2 separate regions of the Homo sapiens genome follow, and region 2 is linked to region 1. A link is an interaction called in ENCODE POLR2A ChIA-PET data of the cell type or tissue named here. Cell type or tissue: Panc1. All regions are shown on one strand. Each heading gives the region's core, and the rest is flanking DNA. Links, peaks and the distances in the headings are about the cores only.

Region 1 (8,171 bases), core at 2,074-7,073:
CTTGATTTCCTGAAAGTACCTTTCACTAGTTTTTTTTCTTGACAAAAGATGGTTTGAAACTGGAACTTCCCTCAGTATTTCTGTTTGAATTTTAAAAGATGGAAGCTTTTTTTAAAAAAAGAAATTTGGAATAAAAGGTGAAGAAAAAAATTGTTTTCATCTAGGTAGCATTATTCATTTGGGAAAAAGAAGACAGTTGAAGAAATTATTCTATACCTGCAGTTTAAACAACTTATATTTTGGAAATGTTTTATCCTTAGCAAAAGGCTAGTGGAATTCTTTGTTGCTTGAAGAATAACGGCACTTGTATAACTTGAGAAAAATACGGGGAAGGATGGCCTTTATTCTGATAGCATGGAGTTGGGTCCCCCTATTGTTTTCTTAAAACAAGCCGTTGACCAGCAGCTCTGGCCTCCATGTCCCCTTTGGCCTTTGTCTGTGGGTACATTAATGCCATTGGACAAGACCAAATGGCTCCTGGCTTCAGATCTCTCTAGGCCAATCTCACAGGATGAGTTTTTCTGCTCATCACATTCCTTCTTGGAGATATACTCCTCCCCGTTCTGATACTTCATCATATGCCACACGGAAACAATAAGCTCCAGGTGCCCAGCAGCGCTGTGCGGTTACTCCGCTGATCGTTAGAGTTAACGTCAGTGTAAAAGACAGCACCGCCACTGGGACTGCCTGGGCTTCCTGTCCAGTTATTTTTGTCTTCTGGCACAAAGGTGATTATCAGGTTCATTTTTTCTTAGCCTAGTTTAATACTGGTGATTCATGGAGGACATGTTGATGTGAAAAGAACAGGAAATTTATCCTTGAAAATTCAGCTCTGACATAGCCTTCTCTAGAAAGATGCCTGTTTTCTTACACCTAAGCTTGGGTTGCCCTTGTGAGATACTTAGCAGTAGAGACTACATCTGCTTTCCCTGAATCCCTACCTTCAATAGTGCCCAGGCCAAAACTAGGCCCTCAGTAAGTGCTGAAGGAATGAATGAATGAATTTGGAAGGAAAGACTTGGGGCTCCACTTAATCTCTCTGGACTTTGTAACACGGGAGTTGTTAATATCTGTGTCACAGAGCTGTTGTCACATCAAACGAAATGTCTCTAAAATCCGTTTGTGAACTGGGAAATCATTTGCATATCTTATAAATGTTTGGAAATGCTTTTTGAGTGAAAGATTTTTTATTTTATCTTATGTATAGCTAGGTAAATAAAAGGACATTCCACTTATTACTATGGGTAAACTTGCTTTTTGTGTAACTTTAATTCTTCTCCAGGAGGAGGTGATCATGAAGAAATAATGAGGTGAAAAGCTGAATCCTTCATGAAGCCAGTGTGATGACCCATGAGGGGCTTAATAAATATATAGTCGAGCACTTCACTTACCTATTTTGAGAAAATGCATCACACATTTTATTGGAAAATTACTTGTTACATTTTGTGCTTCCTATTTCTAAAGATTTGGGAGACTGTGGAAAGTGCATATTACCACATAGGGAACTATTATGCCTCTCTTCTTACAACTTAGAGGAAGGAATATTTTTGCAAGAGTTATGGCCCATAGCTGGACAATATAACAATGCAAGTGGAGGAAAGGAATTGTGCAGATACCAAACGGCTCAACCCAGGGGTTGTGGCAGCCTCATTGGACAGTTTTGTCTATACCTTCTTTTCCCCAGGGAATTACCAAGAAGAGTGGAGGCCCCCTGCCACTAATTTTAAATCCTCCCTCCTCCCTGCCACACACACCTTTTCTCCTCCCTGCAGTGGATTTACACACATTTTGTGGGGCTGATTTAGCGAGCTCGTGGTTCTCATAATCTCCTTATAGAAGTGTATGCACATTAAGGGGACCTATTTAATAGACACGGCTGCCTCTGTGAAAGAATGCTTTGTGGAAGGGAGCCTTTGTGTATTTCTCCATCTCAGCAGTTCCTGGGGCGCTTCCCAAGTCTCTCTGTCACCGAATGGCAGAGCTGGGAAGGACCTGCTCCAGAATAATGGGAGGGAGCGGTGGGACAAGGGAGGGAGGAGGCGGCCAGCGTTGGAATGTGGAGACCAGGGTATTGGCACTTCAGAGCTGAGCATCTTAACATTTTCTCTTCTTACCCCCAGCTGGGGACTTTGCATTTGCAATGAGGGCCCCACTTCTCTGAGCCCTAGTGAAAGTGGATCACTTTAAGCCCACAACAATGGTGGCTTCTTATCCTCTTAGTTAATGCTTTAGATAACTTTTCTTTTAGACCAGGTAGGGGCTTGTAAAGTGGGACTGTGGCTCTGGCCTTGCCTGGTAAGACACATGAAATTTTCTCATCTTTTCTAACTATCTTCCCTCCCCTGTTTTCTCTTAATTTGAAAGAAATCTCTGCATTGGTAAATGTGGACAAATCAAGCTGTGTTAGTGACATATCTCCAGCAGTTGTCACGGACGAGATTTATTTATATAGGATAGCAATTCTCGAGCTCCCCAACAACATCCCAAAGCTTTGGGATGGTTCTAACGACAAAGAATTTACATTTCTCTTTCTTTAGTCTGATTTGGAAGCTCCAATCTAGAATTTAACCATGTAGTAGCTGCTTTTATTTGCTACCTGTTACCTACCAGTGAAACCACAAGGCTAGTGGAATTCTTTATTGCTTAAATTGACAGGATATGGTTGCTTAAATTGCTAGGAAAGGGGGGAAAATCTCCTAAGAACCACGTTTTATTGGTAAGTAGAACTTAAAATAGTGCTCACTTTTTTTAGTGTTTTTTATGTGCCAGGCATTATGCTAAGGGTTAGAGTTCTATTTCTAATGCAGATAGCTACTAGTTTCAGAAAGAGAAATGACTTATCTAAGATGTGAAAGCCACGAAGTGGTAGATGTGGGGTTGAAACCCATGTCAGCTTCTGCTTGAGCACTTAGGATTATTACATTAATTGATTCAGCATTTAGTGAGCCCCATAATATTTGCTGTTGGCATAAATCTTGTTTCTTTGTGTAGTGGTCTCTTTGTGTGGGGGGCTCTGGAGAATATGGGCATGGGTTATGAGAGGAACTGGTATTAGTTACAGTTCGGTCAACAGGAAATACTTTACAGATCCAGTGGTTGAAAACACATTTGTTTAGATCATTCCTCTGTTCCAAGTAAGCATGTATTGGAAACCAACCTCCCCTCCCCTGCTTAGGGAGAATGGAATGTATGAATATATATAGAATTAATTTGAAAACTGGAAATGAATGAAAATGCAAAGTATTATTGTCATCATTATTAGAGGAAGAAAAAGAGAAAAGGAAAGAAAACCTGAGGATAGAATGCTAAATTCCAGCCTTAGGTAAGTTTATTACAGTATACAGTGTCTATGCTATATTCTGGAATTCTTTTCTCATGTATTAGGAAAAGCTCTCCTATATAATCTTAATTTATTTCTTTTTGACCTTCTCTGTTGAAATAAATGGCTACCATCTCTTCTTATGTACTTGAAAAACTAAGTTCTCCCTTATCTTCCAAGTGTGAATGACCACACAAAAGGGTATGTCCCCAATGTACTTGGTCTGTCTGCCTGGATTGAAGTTGGCAGATAAACTTTGCCCTCAGTTCTTGATAGGGAGAGAGATGAAATGATAGATAAACATGGGCAGAAAGAGAGCAATACAGTGCTTTTTATTTGACTCCAAGCTAAGAGAATTACTTTTTTTTTTTTTGACCCTTTTTGAACCTGAGTTGCTGTAATGAGTTTTCAAAGAGCCCTAGCACCAAAGTCCTCAAATTTCTTCATCTAAGCCTACTTTTTTTTCTTCTTTTTCTTCAAGTTATGGCTGTGTCTCCTGCTTTTCCCATTTCTTCCCAGGCGTGTCTTTCACAAAGAAATACAACAAAAGTTGGAATATCTAATCCATTAAAAGAAAAAAGAACATGTATGGACTTTTCTCCTTTGTTGGCTGGGACCTTGGTAGCTATATTTTCGTTTTATTATAATATATTTGATTAGCTTTGAATGTGCTGCCAAAGGCAAGAGGGCACTTAATACCTTTGCATTTTATAATGATTTGTTTGCCAACCTGGCCCATGTCCCAGACAATGCATCCTAGAACATGAGTGGTAGTGAAAGTGACTTGATGTATGTTTAGTGCTTATTTGAACTACATTCAGGCCTATCCTTTGAAATTTGTGGTGTATTTCACTTCTGGTAGTAGGCTCAAGGTTCTATAAAGGATGTCAAATTGTGCAAAATTGCCCCACCTCAGTCTTACTGAAAATATTTTGATTGCTTTTTAGCTTATTATTAGTAGTAGTAATAGTTGTAGTATTTAAGTTCAGCCAACCTAGAATATTTAAGAGGAGATGTGCTGGAGTGTCAAGAAAAATCTAGTCATCTTTGAGGTAGGAAAAATTATTCTACATCTGGCCATATATATGATGAAGGCTTGAGCTAATAACTTAGCTTCTCTGTGCTAGTTTCCTCCTATAATCTAGTAAACAACCTTCCCAGTCTAATTTTCTAGGATTATTTGCTGACTCAAATTTTTCCAGTCTTGTAGCCAATGGCATCCCACTTGAGGTTCTTATCCTACTTGAAACTTATAGCTTACAAACTTCACAGCCTTTGGGTGAAACTAGAGTGTGTTCTACCTAACATGAAACTTAATAGTGGAGACGGTGCACTGGGAATTGAGAATAAGAATCTGTTAGAGAGGTGAAGTGAGTCAAAGTCTCTTCCAGCTGAGCCAACCTCGGAAAGCTTTATTTATGGGTCAATTTATGGGTCAATGAAGTCACATGACATGGACTGCCTTCCTACAGGACACTCGTGCATGGAAGCCCAATTTCCTCAAAACCTAGATTTTCCTTAGAAGTTGTCTCAAAAAAAAAAAAAAAAGAAAGAAAAAGAAAAAAGAAAGCTTTGCCTAAGTGGTTTCCTGTCCTTAAGGTTTCCATGGAGAGAACATTTTCAAGATTAAAGGAGTCTAGCTGTCATTTTTAACCCGAGGGGTCTTCAGATTTATGTTTCAAAGCAGGGTGGGAATTTGGTCCTTAAAAAAAAAAAATCATGTTTACTTTTTCTTCAAAAAAATGCCGAGGAATTAGCCCATTGGCTACTGATTATTAGCTTTGCAGTAAAAAAAGAGTGAGAAAGAGACATAGTCTGTAATTTTATAGTGCCTCCAACACTAAAATGAAGGCAGAGCTTTTTTCTTTCTGCCAAGGATGCTACAGGGCTTTGATTTGCAGTGGTCATCCTTTGATTATCCAGTCACTCGGCTAACATTTTTTCAGTCCCTACTCTGTGCTTCCATCGTGCCTTGGGAGGCTTTAGGGTAGATAAAGAAAAGGACACAGGCCTTGCATCTGCTTATTGTGCTTGTGGGCTGGGGGAAATAAAGACAGTCCTTCCTAGTTTTGAAATTTCACTTTCAATTAATTATAGCCAGCAATGGTTGGCAAGGAAAGTAGGGAAAGATGGAAGAGCCCCTTAACCAGAAAGAATTAGGAGATTTCAAGGCCTGTTGAAATTAATGTGATGGTTATGAGAACTGCAGCTATTTGGAGTCATATAGTTCAGGAAAAAAAATACCCCAGAGAGAGCCAGGAATCAGCAGGCATTAAACCCTGGCTTGTTCTCCTGGTAAATGAGTCAGCCTCTGGCGGGAATATAATCAAAATAACAACAGGACACATCAGCATATCAAAAAGGGGCAGAGGGAGTTTATCAGGGGCCAAGAGTGAGCACAGACTAGATCCCAAGCCCTTTGACAGGCATTTGGGCATTCCTCCTTTCTCCAGAAAACCTTTCCAGAGTCTTCCAACAGTGGGGCAATATACCCTTAAACAAAACTGTGGCACGCTGGGTGTGGTGGCTCATGCCTGTAATCCCAGCACTTTGGGAGGCCAAGGTGGGCAGAACACCTGAGGTCAGGAGTTCAAGACCAGCCTGGCCAACATGGTGAAACCCTGTCTCTACTGAAAATACCAAAAATTAGCTGGGCGTGGTGGTGCGTGCCTGTAATCCCAGCTACTCAGGAGGTTGAGTCAGGAGAATTGCTTGAACCCAGGAGGCGGAGGTTGCAGTGAGCTGAGATCGTGCCACTGTACTCCAGTCTGGGTGACAGAGCAAGACTCTGTTCCTAAAACAAAACAAAAGAGTGTGGCATATCCTCATGGAGCTAACAGACAATTAAACAAGAGGTTCACCAAAGCTCGGAGAGAGCTACCAGAGAGAAGGCATAGGGGACTCACAACAGCATATAGATGCTAACTCATGCAACTTGTAAAATCACTCATGTACAGTACCAAATACAGTGCGTGCTCCAGCATATTAGAACTACTTATTCTCTTTATTTTTTCACTATTCGAAACTGAAATACTGTGTTTTCTAAAACATTTAGTTTAAAACTGTATTTGATTATATTCCTTGTATCATCATATTTCTGAGATTTTTAAAGTTTACTGCATCTTTACTTTTGTGCAGGGAGGCGCCTTCCTTATAGAAGGAATCTGAAGCTCAGCGCAATGTGGCTTCTTGCCCATGTTTGCTGAAATAACTCGTGATGGGGCCTAGATGAAAAGCTCAGTTTCATGACTTTTGATCCAGTGGCACTTCTACCACACTACAGCATCTCTCAGTATTTGAAATGTGAAAAAAGATTGAGTCTCAAGCCCCAGCTTCTTGGTTTTCAAGTCTTGCATGCAGAGTCTTAATTTCAAATACTTCTTGATATTCTGATCTCTTGTCTCTCTATCAGGACTGACATCTACAACTCAGTTGTCTACTCTGTCTCCTATTCTTGAGTAAGGTGTTGACTACCTTGCTGGGCTGACTTGGTGGTTTCCCCTGGGAAAATGACCAGAAAGAAAGTGCAATAATCGTGTGCTTAAAGTACATTGGTCATTTCTCTCTTTGCAACTTGCAGAATGGAGAACCATCTAAAACAGTATTAATTATTTCAGCCTTGCTGTAGCCAGTCTTCCTAGATTTATTAAATAGAACTGATTTCCCAGTTAGTTTGGGGTAGTATACATTCTTGAAGTAGTGCTGACCAGCTGCGAACTGGACAGCATTCTGATACAGCGGCTCCAGCATCTCGTATCAGCAATCTCCAGGTGTCTTGATGTTTCTTGAAGTCATGACAAGCCTCTGGACACGGTGTTTTACCAGCAGCATTTTGTACAACTGTTGGTTGTTTTTCCCAGACTGGATGATGTTTATCATGTTAGAGGACTTGACCAGCCCCTTATGGGCTGATTCTTATCAGTTTTCTTCACCATTGCGTTAAAGGCACCTAAGCCTCCATAAAATTGGATTCTAGCAACTGGAACAATACGCTTCCTTAGTTCACTGCATTCATGTTCAAAACTGTTTGCCAGTACACAAAATCAGTGACTGAAACTCAATGGCAGAAGACAGGCCAGAAAGGAGTCTGCCACACACTTTGCAAAACATGCAACCCTAGGGAGCTCAGTAGAACTTTTGCCTGAGAAGTTAAGAGTATGATTGTATTAGGAGATGGTGAAACTCAGAGCTTCTTATTCTGGGCTCCGCAGAATTCAAGGAGTCCGTGAACTTGATGAGGAAAAAAATTACAACACAAACCTCTAACTAAAATCTATCATTTCTTTCCATTACATTGCAGACAACAGAGCCTAACAGTATTAGCAGCCCATGGAGAACTTTATCACAGAAACAAATATTTCATATATAATTGTAGATTTCTACAGATAACTTGAAATGGCATAATCTTCAGTACTTTGAAATTACAGTAGTTGTTAGACCCATCATTAGAGATGTTGTTGATTAATAATAAAGAAGCACATATTACTATGTTACAGCTTTAAAAAATTATAGTGGGTGTTCTTTACAATCTTGTGTGTTTTATGCATTTAAACATATGATTCTGGGAGATTCTCATACTTCACTGCCCTGTCCCTGAGCTGTGTAACACAGAAGAAGCTAAGAACACCTGGCTGAGGATAGGCTGTGGTAACAAATGAATCCTTATTATTTCAGTGATTCTACACATCTTTCTGGTTTAATATGTCTTCTAAGGATTGATGTGGCCTTCTTCTATCTTGAGATGTTACCATCTCAAACTGTGACGTTAAGATTTGCCTCAAGAGGGCAAGAGAGGCATGGAGAGCTCACCCTCATTCATGTAGGCTTTGGCTGGGTAATGACACAGGTTACT
Region 2 (8,171 bases), core at 1,317-6,316, 66 kb after region 1:
GGAGTGTAAATTAGTTCAACCATTGTGGAAAGCAGTATGGCGATTCCTCGAAGAGCTAAAAATGGAACTATCATTTGATCCAGCAATCCCATTATTGGGTATATACCCAGAGGAATATAAGCATTCTACTCTAAAGACACATGTGTGCGAATGTTCATTGCCACACTGTTCACGATAGCAAAGACTTGGAATCAACCTAAATGCCCATCAATGACAAACTGGATAAAGAAATTGTGGTATATATGTACACTATGGAATATTATGCAACCATAAAACAAGATCATGTCTTTTGCAGGAACATGGATGGAGCTGAAGGCTATTACCCTTAGCAAACTAATGCAGAAACAGCAAACCAAATACTGTATGTTCTCACTTATAAGTAAGTGGGAGCTAAATGATGAGAACTCATGAACACAAAGAAGGAAACAACAGACACTGGGGTTTACTTGACAGGAGAGGATAGGAGGAGGGAGAGGAGCAGAAAAGATGACTACTGGGTACTGAGCTTAATACCTGGGTGATAAAATAATATGTACAACAAACCCCCATGACATGTGTTTCTCTATGAACAAACCTTCACATGTACACCCAAACCTAAAATTAAAAAAACAAAATAAACAAACAAACCAAAAAAACAAGTTTGGAAGTATTCCTTCCTCCTTTACTTTCTGAAGGAAAGGTGTTATTTCTTCCTGCAGTGTTTGATAGAATTCAGGAGAGCACCATCTGGACCTGATATTTTCTCTGCGAGCAGGTTTTTGAGCATCCAGTTTCTTTAATAGATATAGATAGAGTTTCTTATTTTGTTTTTGCTGCTGTCCTTTTGTTTTTGTTTCCTTGTTTTTTAGATCTTCTGTATCCTAGTATGTCAATTTTGGTAAGTTGATATTTTAAAAAAGAAATTTGCTATTTTCATCTAAGCTGTCAAATTTGTTGGCATAAAGGTGTTTGTAATAATCTGTATCTTTTTAATATCTATCAGCAAGAAGAAGAGCAATAGAGCCAAGTCAATAAAACCAAATGCTGGCTAGTTCTTTGAAAAGATCAATAAAATGGATCAACTTCTAGCTAGACAGACAAAATCAGAGATAGAATGAATGGTAAAATATTAGTGATGACTTATTTTTTCAAAAAATGAATTTGGCTTCCTTAATTTTCTCTTGTTTTCTATTACACAGATTTATGTTCTTTATTATTTCCTTCCTTGTACTTTAGGTTTTGTTCTTTTTCTAGTGTTTTAGGTTGGAACATTAGATCACTGATTTTTTTACCTTTTTTTCAAATGGATGCATTTAAAGCTATAAACGTTTCTCTTAGTACACTTTATATACCTCAAAGTTTGACATGATGTATTTCTATCATCATTCAGTTTTACATATTTTCTGATTTCTCTTGTGATTTTTAAATTTTGACCCATGGATTTTTAAGTATTTTGTTCAATTTTCAAAACGTTGTGGTCTTTAGATATCTTATTGTTATTGATTTCTAATTTAATTCCATTATGGTCAGAGAACATACTGTTTGATTTCAATCCTTTTTAATTAATTGAGACCTGGGTTTTATGGCTCTACATATGATCAGTCTTGGTGGATATACCAAGTGAACTTGTAAAGAACATGTGTTCTGCAGTTTTTAGGTGTTCTTTATGTATTAAGGTGGTTGATAATGTTGTTCACATCATTTGTGTATGGGCTGATTTTTATTTTGTTTGATTTTTATTTTCTATCATTTGTTGAAAGGGATGTTAAAATCTTCAACTGTAATGGTGAAATAGTATTGTTTCCATTTAATTCTGTTCATTTTTGCCTGATATGTCTTTATATACACATTTAAGATTATGTCTTCCTGATGAGTTGTGAATTAGAACATTATGAAATGTTATTCTCCAGTAATATTATTCTCTCCTTAAAGTCTATTTTACTCAATATTGATATAGCAACTCCATCCTTTATATACTTACTGTTTACATGGTGTGCCTTTTCAGAAGCATTTACTTTCAATTATAGATAGCATATAGATGAGACTTGTTTTTTTTTAAATCTATTCTGAAAATTTCTGATTTTATTATTAGGAATATTTAGGGGAAATGTTTAATAAATTAATATTTTGGGTTTTTTTTCTGTTTTTTTTTTCATTAGCTCCTCCTTCCCAACCCACTTTTGAATTTTATCTGTTAATATTCTATCAACTTCACACAAAATCTAAAACCCTTGCAACTTACAGGTTCATTTCTCTAACGCTATTCTTTATGCTAGTTATCATATCTATTACATCTGCGTATATTACAAACTGCACAAGAAAATGTTATAGCTTTTGCTCTAAATTGCCATATTTAATGAAGTTAAAAGAAAAAATATTGTATATTCTCACATAATTACTATATTTCTTATGCTCTTTGTTTCTTTCTAAAGATAACAGCTGATATTGAATCTGAAGTTCCTTTAATATTTCTTGTAGTGAAGATACCCTAGTGACAAATCCTCTTAGTTTTTTATTATTTCTTGTATACAGAAAATGTTTCTTGGCTACATGCAGTAGCTCACACTCGTAATCCCAGCACTTTGAGAAGCTGAGATGGGAGGATCGCTTGAGCCCAGGAGTTCAAGACCAGCCCAGGCAACATAGGGAGACACCCATTGTCTACAATTTTTTTCTTTTTAATTAGCTAGGAGTGGTGGCACATGCCTGTAGTCCCAGCTATTCAGGAGGCTGAGGTGGGACGATTGGTTGAGCCAAGGAGGTTGAGGCTACAGTGAACTGTGATGATGCCGCTGCACTCCAGTCTGGGGAACAGAGCAAGACACTGTCTCCAAAAAAAAAAAAAAAAAGTTTCTATTTTGCCTTTTTTCTTAAAAGATATTTTTGCTTTAGATAGAATTCTGAATTGACAGTTTGTTTTTTGAACACTTTAAAAATGTTCCACTGTCTGCTGGACTCTGTAGTTTCTGATGATAAATCAGTGAAAGTTTTTGTTACCCTGTATGCAATGTTTTTTGTTTATTCATTTAATTATTCTGGCTGCGCTCAAGATTTTTCTCTGCTTCCGTTTTCAGCAATTTGACTATGATTATGCCTCCCTAGACATAATGGTTTAAATATTGATTCTGCTTGGTGTTTGTTGAGCTTTTGGAATCTGTAAATTTGTGTCTTTCATCAAATTTGGGGACTTTGGGACCATGATTTTTTCAAATATATTTTCTGTCTCATTATTTGCTCTCCTTGTAGGTCTCTGATTACAGGTATGCTAGATCTTTTGATATTTTACTACAAATCCCTGAGACAGTGTCTTTTTCTTCTCTTTTTAAATTTTTTTTCTCTTGGATAAAGATAAAGATGGTTTATTCTTATGCTGCAGAATTTCCTTTTTTTTTTTTTTTTTTTGAGACAGAGTCTTGCTCTGCCACCAGGCTGGAGTGCAGTGGCATGATCTCAGCTCACTGCAACCTCCGCCTCCCAGGTTCAAGCAATTTCCCTGCCTCAGCCTCCCAAGTAGCTGGGATTACAGGCATGTGCCACCACACCTGGCTAATTTTTTTTTTTTTTTTTTTGTATTTTAGTAGAGATGGGGTTTCACCATGTTGACCAAGATGGTGTCGATCTCCTGACCTTGTGATCTGCCTGCCTTGGCCTCCCAAAGTGCTGGGATTACAGGAGTGAGCCACTGTGCCTGGCCCTATTTGTTTCTTTTTAATAATTCTGTTTCTGTACTGAAATTTCTCATTTTATTCAAGCGTATTATCTTTGCATTCTTGAGCATAGTTATAATAGCTGCTTTAACATTTCGTCTGCTCATTTTAACATCTAAAAATGGTTTGAGGTTTATCTCTGTTGACTGTCTTTTTTCTTGAGAATTGGTCACACTGCTTTTTTCTTCATATATCAAAAAGTTTTGGTTGTATCCTGGTATTGTGGAAAAATCTGGATTCTGTTATATTCTTGTGAGGAGTGTTTGTTTGTTTTAGCAGGCAATTAACTTGACTGGAATCAAACTGCTAATCTATTTTTTAGACAACTGCTCAAAACTCAGCTCAGTTTATCTTTAGATAGAGTTTGCCCTGCACACATACAGTTCAGGGATTTAAGAATTTTTCTGCCCCACCCCCACCCAGTACTCTAGTATTTAAAATATATTCTGACAGACAGTTTTTTGGAGTATTTTTCTGAGTTGTTATTTGATAATGAGAATTTTACAGGAAAGGTTTAAAATTTGATGTTTTATTTCTCCAAATATCTGCTGGGACATTGTAAAGGAGAAGCAGTTTGGTTTTATAAGAAAATGATACTTAGCAGGTATTAATACTCCAAATAATTATTTTACTCAAGTATACACTCAAGGCTCTAGACATGAAGAATTGGAAAAGGTCAAAGCAATGAACTAGAATTCACCTGAAAGCAAGATATACTTCCAGATGTAGACCTTGCATGAAATTCTATCCTTTTGTTCATATGAGAATAAAGATGCCTGGTAGCAGAACAACTTACATGTGGCCTACAAACACAGAATAGCTCTTTCTTTAAAGAAATTTTGAATTGAGGGTGAACCTTAAAGAGACAGCACTTTATGTGCCCCGATGTGAATCATCAGTCCTAACTAAGGTGATGTTTTAGAATTTTGGAGCTGGTATACTCAGATACCATGGAGACAAGGCCAAAGGGGTTAGGAAACTTTTCTCTAGTCTTTTTTGGACAGCCTCAGTAAGGGTAGTGTGGGATACAGAATCAAAGAGCCTCATCTTTTGAGATGGAAAACTCAAGGTCCAAGCAAGACTCTGTCATTTACTGTTTGATTTGTAACAGGTATTTAGCCTTTCAGTGTCTACATCAATTTTATCTATAAAATGTAGATAAAAGTTGTTTAAAAGATTAGGTGGTTGCCTACTCTGTAGTAGGCATTCAGTATTTTGTGTTCTGCTTCCAGATTACAAAAGGGTGATATAATGTCAATATAAGGATACCAAAAGAATTCATGAAATGTCACCCCAAAATATTACTTTGAACTGAGGGTACTTGGGGAACAGCAGGTGCAAGTAGAGGCTTTCTCTGAGCACCACTTGCATGCAGAGCCTTTTCTCTGAGCTCCTCTTATCTGTCTAAAGACGGATCCTCCGAAAGGAACTCAATTGTCATGAATCCCCTCCCTGGGAATTTTATCAACCAGGGAAGATTAACTTGGATCACAGGAGGGGAGACTAGAGGTTGACCCTATGCCCAGACTATCACCTCTTCTAAGGGCTGCTCAGAAACAACTTTTATTACCGACTTTTTATCTGTATAACAAGACAACCTTTATTCCCCGTGCATTTCTTCCCCTCACCCTCCCATAACTTGTGTCGCCACCCCCTTCCCCAGAAGCCCCAAGCCCTGATGCCTTTCTGTAACTTGGGATGCTGTATCAGCATCAATCATCTGACCCTTCTTTGAGGCTCCTATTTTGTGAGACTCCTGTGCATACTTATGTAATTAAATATTTACATAAGTCTTTCTCCTGTCTTATGTCAGTTTAATTTGTAACCCAGCCAAGGAACCTGGAAGGGTAGTGGGATGCCATTTTCTCTCCCCTGCAGTGTGCTACAGAGAAGATTGCTATTCTTAATTTGTTATTTAATCCTCTTGGGTAAGGCCTAGAAGGAAAAATCTGTAAATCTGTAAACTTTAAAAGGGGAATTTTCAAGAGAAAATGTTCACAGAAGGCCCTGGAAGGAGCTAGTAGAAGCTTTTAATAGAAGCAAAACTAATTGAGAAGTGTGAGACTGGACATTATATTAGCTTTGCATTTGTATTACTTTTGTATTTCTACTCCCAAACACTTTCCACTATAAGAAAGCTTGAGTGTGTTCTTGAATTGTGTACTGAGCCACAGGAAGAAAAGGGACAATGGTTAGACAAGAGCGGGTACAGAAGAGTTGAGCACTAGGCAGGTATTTAATACATATTTGTTGAATAATGACTGGAGATACTCTGGCACCTCAATATTCATATTTCCAGGATCTGGATTTGTTTCGGGTTGCCTTGCCAAGTGTAATCTAGTATGGTGGTAGCCTGAGGGCTCTCATTTTGTTTACAATTTACCTACTGAAGTATTTTAAAGGCTCAGACTTGTCCAGGCTGCAGGAATCTGGAAGGTGGGGTGGATGAATTCCGTTCTTTCTTTGTCCCCAATTTTTCCCTCATCTGTACCCAGGGAATTTGTTCAGGTTGGGTCCTGGTTTAGTTCACCCTCTTACCCAGATCCACACTTGGCTCTGTGTTGATTGTGCTTGCTAAATGTTCATTGAATGAATGAATGGAAGGCACTAAATCTGTAGGAAGGCAAAAGAAAGGTTGAGAGGTATTGATGCCACCCAGATGGAGAATTTACAATGAATCAAGCAAGGACCAGAGTAAACAGGGGGCTGTTCTGTCCAACCAGAGCCCTGGCAGGTTTACCTGGTTTAGTGTTTATGTTTCCTTGATTGGAAATCAATCTCTGTCCGTCTTAGCTCTTACTGTTGTTGGTCTGACTCTACAGAAAAGAAGCTAATTTTTATCATCTTAGAAACCCTCTTCCTGAGCCTCTTATCAAATCATTGTATTCCCTGTGAATAAAAGAGGCTGGTGGTCTGTCATTTCTGAAAGAGAGCCTGAGAGGAGACATAATTGTTCTAATATTTATGTTTCTTTATCAGTTTTCTTTGTGCTTCTACACATATTTTCTCATTTTATCCTCTTAATGACATAAGAAGAGCAGGTATTATTATCCTATTTTCCATAGGAGTAAACTATTTCAGAGAGGTAATAAGTATAAATTGTTCAAGACCTCAGAAATGAATGTGGCAGTGACCAGATGTTTAATCCAAGTTTAGTGTTTTCTTTATTTATATTGTACTGGCCGTGATAATAATCAGCATTACGTATTGAATGTATGATTAATTAAGCACTATGATTAAATCTTTTCTCACATAACTTGGCTGGTTCCCTTGCTAGTTCCCTTACATCCTTTTATTCTTGGCTGAAATGATACCTCTCAGGGAGGGCTTCCTTGACCACTCATTTATAAATTTTATTAATTGCATCTCTCTTTAGTTTTTACCCCCTTCTCTATTTTATCTCCTTACAGTTTATCATGTAGGACATAGGTATGTATTTATGTTTTTCATTGTGTATCTTTCCCTAATAGAATAGAAGCTCCGTGAGGGCGTGGATTTTTGTCTGTTCCATGTCTTGATGTGCCCCCAGCACTATTAAAACTTTGTCCATGTAGTATATGGCAGGTGCTCAGTAAAAATTTGCTGCATGAATTAATAATCCTCAAAAACAACTCTTCCAGATTTACTGACAAGAAAAATTATGCACAAAGAAATTCCCTTTCCAGGGTCACCCAAGTAGGGGGTTAGAGAACTGATTTGAAATTCAAGTGTATTTAGATTCAGTGCTCCACTGTATGTTTTCAATTCCCCCCCCCCCACAAGGTATGGGGGAAGTACTGCCTGTCTTACCACAGAATGGAAGGGGCTAGACTCTGTCCTCCTCACTCCTTCCCCTAGCAATTCCTCTTATTTGTTTGGTATATTGAAGGTTAGTATGAGGCTTTTTTTTTTTAATGGTCTTTCGTTTTCCCCCAGCAATTCATCTTATTTGTTTGGAATGAGGCTTTTTTTTAAATGGTCTATCACTTTTTTTTTTTTAAAGGGAAGATTTACAAACAATTATACTACAGCAATAATTATGCAAAGCTGAATCTGAATTTCTTTTTAAAACATGCAACAATATTGTAATTGGGATGCTCTTTAAAGTTTGGAAGAGGCAAGAAAAAAATAAATATTATTAGAGCTAATAGATAATATATTCACATATATGTTAGAGCTTTTAGCTCTAATAATATTTAGAATTAAATATTATTAGGGGTATGTATATGTTTATTGCAGAGAGTAAATGGTATGTGTTGCCTCCTCTAAAAGCCAAAATTAGGTTTCTTGTGGAAGTTAAACTCCTGAGTATAGGGACCATGACAGAATAGTTCACACTGTAGTGCTCTGTAGATACTGGGGAATGAGTGGATAAACTAGATTATGATCTCTTTGAGGGAGAGATTCTAAGCATACCTCTAGTAAGTGGTAGGCAGGTGATGAACTCAGCACACATTTGTTGAGTACTTATTCTATACTTGGCATTGTAGGAAGAGAAACAAAGAG

The links. Peaks named below come from ENCODE experiments on the same cell type or tissue, not always from the same donor. Only the 100,000 strongest peaks of a DNase experiment are listed, where the experiment ranks them.
Region 2: POLR2A ChIA-PET joins it to region 1 with 9 read pairs; 4 of 35 experiments call an interaction of 5 or more read pairs at or near these places.

What each region holds. Positions count from the first base shown.
Region 1 is chr1:64,492,013-64,500,183 of GRCh38, forward strand. All of the region lies in intron 1 of CACHD1 (cache domain containing 1), which reads left to right. Among named protein-coding and RNA genes, the nearest start is that of CACHD1, 26 kb to the left of the region's middle. RefSeq lists an enhancer at 1,886-2,531. In Panc1, for the core only: no CTCF peak of the experiment used is centred there; no DNase peak of the experiment used is centred there; H3K27ac peaks cover 1,036 bases.
Region 2 is chr1:64,559,048-64,567,218 of GRCh38, forward strand. The region is part of intron 2 of CACHD1 (cache domain containing 1); the gene reads left to right. It overlaps LOC124904195 (a long non-coding RNA gene), which reads left to right. Exons shown (of 2, transcript XR_007066150.1): 2 at 1-8,171. Among named protein-coding and RNA genes, the nearest start is that of MIR4794, 17 kb to the right of the region's middle. In Panc1, for the core only: no CTCF peak of the experiment used is centred there; no DNase peak of the experiment used is centred there; H3K27ac peaks cover 286 bases.